2 separate regions of the Homo sapiens genome follow, and region 1 is linked to region 2. The links are chromatin contacts, found by Hi-C or POLR2A ChIA-PET in ENCODE. All regions are on one chromosome and are shown on one strand. The core of a region is the stretch at or near the end of the contact, and the rest is flanking DNA. Distances in the headings are between cores, read along the strand shown.

Region 1 (3,247 bases), core at 1-2,500, 51 kb before region 2:
CAGAGCCATCCGCCTTCTGTCCATGTCTTCTTTATCTTCCTCGCCATAATAATTAGTGGTGTGGACCCCCCCACACACACTTTTTTTCGGATTTACTTGTATGGAACCTGTGCAAAAAATATTTAATTTCGTTTTGTATTAAACGCTTTCATTGGGAATCCCTTCCCAATTTTAGTCTCCCACCTATCCCTGGACGACCACATTGAAATCTCTCACTTATTTGTGTTTAAATCACAACAAAATCTACAAACCTATATTCGCCTGCAGATATTTATTTTTACATAAGGGCTATGTTAAGCTACAGGAGGAAATGTTTTGCTTACCATTCGGACAAACGTGTGAACACAATGTCACAATAGGTGAATCCAGACAATGAGCTCACAGACGAATAAACGCAGAGGCACACACATATACTCCGGAAAATAAGCAGGGCGCCTTTTCACTAACAAGGCGCAATTGTACCCTGAGCTGCCCTCCAGACCGTTCCCCTCCCTCAGAGCCAAACTCCCGCAGCGAATCTCTCAGCAAGCTACGAAATGGGATCACAGGGTCGCGTCTACGCGGGCTCCAGGCCCGAAATAATTTCTAACTCCAAAGCAAGTGGATTTTATTAGGCCTCCAGAAGCCGAATAAGGGAGTAGTGGCGCAATGCGTAGAAACTACCTCCGGAAGCTCTTTTTGAATCTCGGTTCCAGCACCCGCAACGCAGAGCGCGAACCTGAGGCTCCATCTTTCGGGTTTTACTCCGGCTGGCTAGCGCTTCCGGGAACCCTGCGAGGCCGCCGCCAGCCGAGAATCCGCCCCGCCTTCCCTGCAGGCGATCCCTACTCCAAATAGTAGTTCCCGGGCCGGAAGCTGGAAAGCCCTCGAAGCAGGAAAAAGCCTCATCCAGGCCCCCCAGTTCTCGGGAGCAGCTCCAGCTTTCCTTCCCCAACCTAGAGCAAACTTCTCTTCCCTGCAGCTCCCCTCCCCCCCTTCATTAAAGTTATATTGAAGGTGCTAAGTGCTGCACTCTAATTGGGTTTCCTTCAGGGGAGACCCTGTGCCCCCCGGCCCCAACCCGTCCTGTCTAATAGAAATCCCCGAGCTGCAACCGCGAATTAAATAGATGAACTCGTTACCGTAAACTTGCAATAAAGCCCGGAGGCGACTGCTGCGGAGGGGGCAAAAGAAGGTTTCGTTGTTTTTGAAATTTATACCATTCTCACCCTCCCGAACAGTCGCTCTCCAGGGAAGAGGGGAGAAAGCTCGGGAGCGGCCCCGGGCCTCTAGCCCAAAAGCAGGACACCCCGCCCCTCCCCCCAGGCACTGGCCTGGGCCTGAGACAGATTTAAAACATCCAATGAGGAACCGATGCCAGCCTTTCTTCCTCTCTCCCTACCAGTTAGTTCTGTGTAGAGGGGATGAGGGGGAGGGGACGAAGTGGTCGGGGGAGAGTGAGGGAAAGAATTCCACCATTACCTTCTCTCCTCCCCTAAACTGCCCCCGAACTGGGAGGTGCACAGGGGGCAGCAAAAGAGTTTAATCGCCCCTAGAATAATGCTGGCGCCCAGCCTGGGGGGAGGGTCAGGGACTTTGCCATTGAACTTGAAGTTCCAGGCTGGTGGTCTCCACCGCCCCCGCCCCCATTTTCCTAAAAGTTTTATGGGAAGAGGGAGGAAGGTGAGGGGAAGAGAGGACTTCTCTGGCCTTGGGAAAGAGGGAGGAAGCCAATCAGGGGAGGAAGGGCCACAGCAACCAGGAGGTCCAGGGAGATTCGGAGGTTTGCGGGGAGGCGAGGAGGCTGCTGGGAGGAGACACTCCAGCTTTCGCCCCTACTTGCAGCTATGAGGTGGGGAGCCACCAACCGCAGGCCTTCTTACTGAGCCCCGCCCCAGACTCTACAGGGAGAGGGGCACCCAGTGCTGTGCTCCCGTCCTTCCTCTCCTAGCCTAAGGCGTGCAAACAGAGCGCCACTGGGAGGCTGAAACCTTTAGGCCGATGCTTGCTTGCAAGGTCAGGCAAGCTGGATTCTGGTCCCCACCTTTGCAGAGAGAACAGCGATGTTGTGCGCCCATTTCTCAGATCAAGGACCGGCCCATCTTACTACCTCCAAGAGTGCTTTTCTCTCTAATAAGGTAAACTGATCGGTGGGCCAAGGGCGTTATCGACGGATCGCTCAGTATGGTAGCTGCATCAGGAGGCCCTGGGAGAGGGTCTCCCAGGAATTTGGGAGCCTTCAGAAGTTTTGGGAAACAAGGGAAGGGTGAGCAGCAGGCTTTCACCGATACCACCTGGCGGGAGCACCTACTCGCGGTTCCTGGAGAGACCGGCAGCCGCCCTGGGCAGAAAGGGACAAAGAAAATGTTTCGCAGCACGCGGGACCTGCAGGACCTAGGCGGGGGAGAGGCTTGGGAGTGGGAACTAGCACCCGCTGTAAGGTCTGCCATAAGACTTAATGTTTGTCTCCAATGGGATGGAGTCCTGGCATAAGCAAAATTAATATTGATAACGTTATTATTATTTAAAATTTGTAAATATTGTAAAATATTTTAGAAAACATCTACTTTGAAACATCTACTGGGCGAGACCAGGAGTGATGGCTCAGCCTGTAATTCTGGAATTTCGGGAGGCCGAGGCAGGAAGATTCCTTGAGCACAGGAGTTCCAGACCAGCCTGGGCAATGTAGCAAGACGCTGTCTCTATTTATACAATAAAATTTTTTTAAAAAAGGAAACTGGGTGAAAGTTAACTGTGATTATAACAATTTTTCTTTTTTAAACTAACTCATCCTTAAGGCAAAAGCTCTGGGCCTTAAAAAAATAAAAACGGGCCAGGCATAGTGGCTCATGGCTGTAATCCCAGCACTTTGGGAGGCTGAAGTGGGCAGATAACTTGAGGCCAAGAGTTTGAGATCAGCCTGGCCAACATAGTGAAAACTGTCTCTACTAAAAATACAACAATTAGCTGGGCATGGTGGCTCACACCTGTAATTCCAGCTACTCAAGAGGCTGAAGCACAAGAATTGCTCGAACCTGGGAGGTGGAGGTTGCAGTGAGCTGAGATTATGCCATTGCACTCCAGCCTATGTGACAGAGTGAGACTCTGTGACAAATAATAATAATAATAATAATTGCACCTTTTTCTCTGGGCCCCTGGCTTCCTTATTCCCTTTCCTGCACCCTCTCAGAAGCTCTGCCTTGCCAAGTGTGGGATCAATGCCACAGCAGGCATGTGTGCGCACAGGGGCTCTGGGTCCAGTACAGAA
Region 2 (3,444 bases), core at 861-3,360:
TTGCTTGAGCCCACGAGGTGGAAGCTGCAGTGAGCTATGATGATGCCACTGCACTTTAGGCTGGATGACAGAGCAAGACTCTGTCTCAACAACAACAGAAAAACAGCTCTTCTATCTTCTGGATACAAGATCCTTTCCAGATCTATGATTTGCAAAAATTTTCTCCCATTCCGTGATTTATCTTTTAACTTTGATAGGGCCTTGACACTCAAATTTTTAATTTTGATGAAGTCTAATTGATTTATTTTTTCTTCAGTTGATTGTGCTTTTGGTGTTGTATGTAAGAAACCATTGCTTAATCCAAGGTCATAGAGGTTTACACCTATGTTTTTTCTAAGAGTTTTATAGTTTTAGTTCTTATCTTTAGGTCTTTGATTCGTTTTGAGTTAATTTTTGTAGACAATAAAAGATAGGAGTCCAAATTCATTCTTTTGCATGTGGCTATCCAGATGTCCCAGCACTATTTGTGGGGAAAAAAACTTATTTCCTTATTTAATTGTCTTGATACCTTGACCGTAAACATACAGGTTTATTTCTGGACTCTCAATTCTATTCCATTGATGTACATGTTGATCCTTATGCCAGTACCACATTGTTTTCATTACTGTAGCTTTTGAACTTGGAAAGTGTAAGTTCTCCAACTTTTTTTTTTTTTTTTTTTTGAGACAAGGTCTTGCTCTTTTGCCTAGGCTGGAGTGCAGTGGTGCTATCTTGGCTCACTGCAGCCTCAACCTCCCTGGGCTCAGGTGATCCTCCCACCTCAGCCTCCTGAGTAGCTGGGACCACAGGCGAGCACCACCACACCAGGCTAATTTTTGTATTTTTTTCGTAGAAACTTTTTTTTTTGTAGAAATTTTTTGTATTTTTACCATGTTGCCCAGGCTGGTATTGAACTCTTGGGCTCAAGCAATCCACACGCCTTGGCCTCCCAAAATGCTGGGATTACAAGCATGAGCCACCGCACTGGGCCAAGTTCTCCAACTTTGTTCTTTTTCAAGATTGTTGTGGCTGGATAATATCAACTTTAACATTAACCTTTTTTTCATGCCAGGTGATGAGTACATGGGTGTTTGTTGTATCATTCTCTTCACTTTTCAGTACTAACAATGTATTAATAGAAAGGATGACATCTAGGTGTATAGCAATTAAATGACTTAAATGAGTTAATAAATGTAAAACACAGAAAACTATCTGGCCCCCTCCATACTGTTAGTTGCTGTTGTTGTTATTCTTTTAAGTGAAAATTTTTAAAAGCATCTTTTGCTGCTAGACTATCTGGGTTCAAATACTGGTCCTGTCACTCCCTAATGGTGTGATCTTGGGCCAGTTATCAAACCTTACCAAGTTCTAATCTGTAGAATGTGGATAATAGCCTTAGTCTCAGAGAGTTGTTGTGGGGATTAAATGAGATAAAGACACAATTAAATCAGATAATGGAGATCATAGGAGATGCTTGAACCCAGTAGGTGCTAACCTATTATTTGCCTTCCTACAAGTCTGCAGGGAGCGATCAACTTAGTGAAAAGCCTAGAAATCATTCCACAGGAAGGACATGAAAAAAATGGAGCATGAAGCTGTTTTTAAATATCCAAAAGCCGGATGTGGAAGATCTTTTCTGTGTACCCCAGAGAGTGCCAGGGCTCCTGAATTTCAGGAAGCCATTCTGGCCAATCCTCCCCAGCCCCCACTCTTCTGGGAGCGCCCTTAATGGTCTGTGGTCATCGTGCCAGCACTTGCCAATTTGTAATTATAATTATTTAGGTCTCAGACGCCTCCATCGGTTGGTCCCATTCCATAAATATTTACAAAGCGCTCACTGTCTGCCAGACACTATGTGTGCTAGACCCTGGGGCTCATGGGTGAATGAGACACTGCTGGAATCCTCCAAGTCACAGTCCGGCAGAACGCCAATTGGTGAAAGTTTGAAGGAGCCACATTTCTGCTCCATATAGCCTCTTGCAGTCTCCTCCTACTTCCGTAAAAAGCCTTTAGTTTCAGAACCAAGGCAGCAGCCAGTTCTCCCCAGTAAATTACCAGACCCAAAGAGAGAGTTTCAGAACCGGCAGTCGAAGCGCTTCCTGGCAGAGGTCCCGGGCCTGGAAACACTCGGCTTTCTGAGCGAGGAGCACCCTCTAGTGTCTGTCCACGGTAAGGCGGGTCCAACGTAAAACCTTTCAAAGATCCCTATTTATTGCAAAGAATTTCTTTCCTTATTTGAGCGCTGCTCATGGCTAAGCTGCTTTCAGGTCTCCGCTGTAAGACAACAACATTGACAGTTTAAAAAATAATAAATAGGTCGGGCGCGGTGGCTCACGCCTGTAATCCCAGCACTGTGGGAGGCCGAGGCGGGCGGATCACGAGGTCAGGAGATCGAGACCAACCTGGCTAACACGGTGAAACCCCATCTCTACTAAAAATACAAAAAATTAGCCGGGAGTGGTGGCAGGCGCCTGTAGTCCCAGCTACTCGGGAGGCTGAGTCAGGAGAATGGCGTGAACCAGGGAGGCGGAGCTTGCAGTGAGCCACTGCACTCCAGCCTGGGCGACAGAGCAAGACTCCGTCACTAAATACATAGTTAAATAAATAAATAAATAAATAAATAAATAAATAAATAAAAATAGTTGCCAACATCTTTTGAGCACTTACTATGTGCCAGGCCTTGTGTTAATTTGTCTTACATGGCTTACCCAGAGGCAGTTACTATTAAGATGATGATGTCCCAGATATTGATAAAGAAACTGAGGCAGGTGGGGCAGCCAGCTCAAGCGGTCAGACTCCATAACCATGCGCTTAATTTTTTGGTTTACTGTCAAAGAGAAGCAACAACCATGGGCAATACCAAGATAGTTCTAGTCAAATTTCTCCTGATTATTTGGGAGAACTGTAATTTAACTAAATCCAGCAGATTTATGTCAAAATATCAAATATGGAATGATGATGAGCCTTTCTCATGTTCATACTGAAGGGAATAGAAAGAAAAAAATCTAGACTAGGGTTTTCAAACTGTGGGTTGAACTTATTGATGAGTTGGATAAACAATTTAGTGGATTTTTACTAGCACTATAGAAATTGAAATAGCCGGGCGAGGTGGCTCATGTCTGCAATCCCGGTACTTTGGGAGGAGGCCAAGGTGGGCAGATTGCTTGAGCTCAAGAGCTCAAGACCAGCCTGGGCAACATGGCGAAACCCCATCCCTACAAAAACAACAACAACAAAAAATTAGCTGGGCATGGTGGTGTGTGCCTGTAGTCCCAGCTACTTGGGGGGCAGAGGTGGAAGGACTGCTTGAGCCCAGGAAGTTGAGGCTTCAGTAAGCCGTGTTTGCACCAGTGCACTCCAGCTTGGGTGAAAGAGAATGACCATGAAAAAAAAGAAAAAGAAAAAGAAAGAAACAGAGAGAGAAAGAAGAAGGAAAGAAAGAAAGAAAAAGAAGAAAGAAAGAAA

Evidence for each region. A loop is a pair of places that touch in the nucleus more often than their neighbours do. ChIA-PET counts read pairs that join two places held with the same protein, here RNA polymerase II (POLR2A). Pooled maps may share reads with other maps.
Region 1: a loop to region 2 is called in a map of sigmoid colon, with 5 times the contacts of the local background. The contact joins the promoter of PRAC2 here to the enhancer-like site in region 2. A Hi-C loop is called at or near these places in 12 of 168 maps with a recorded cell type or tissue (A673, Caco-2, Calu3 and 9 more), 19 of 37 single-sample maps with no recorded cell type and 18 of 50 pooled maps. POLR2A ChIA-PET finds 5 or more read pairs at or near these places in 13 of 52 experiments (A673, BJ, Caco-2 and 9 more).

What each region holds. Positions count from the first base shown.
Region 1 is chr17:48,721,188-48,724,434 of GRCh38, reverse strand. PRAC2 (PRAC2 small nuclear protein) reads right to left here and starts at 1,250. Exons shown (of 2, transcript NM_001282275.2): 1 at 1,122-1,250; 2 at 1-107. The coding sequence starts at 24. PRAC1 (PRAC1 small nuclear protein) reads left to right here and starts at 1,917. Exons shown (of 2, transcript NM_032391.3): 1 at 1,917-2,117; 2 at 2,536-2,716. The coding sequence starts at 2,043. The coding sequence ends at 2,634. MIR3185 (microRNA 3185) reads left to right here; the gene lies at 1-27. RefSeq lists enhancers at 941-1,456, 1,457-1,971.
Region 2 is chr17:48,670,502-48,673,945 of GRCh38, reverse strand. All of the region lies in intron 3 of LINC02086 (long intergenic non-protein coding RNA 2086), which reads right to left. Among named protein-coding and RNA genes, the nearest start is that of LINC03057, 25 kb to the right of the region's middle. Within about 2 kb of position 2,110, at least 2 of the 41 ENCODE cell types and tissues checked have a DNase peak (open chromatin) inside an H3K27ac peak, as active enhancers do; they include A673, where a contact is called at or near this core.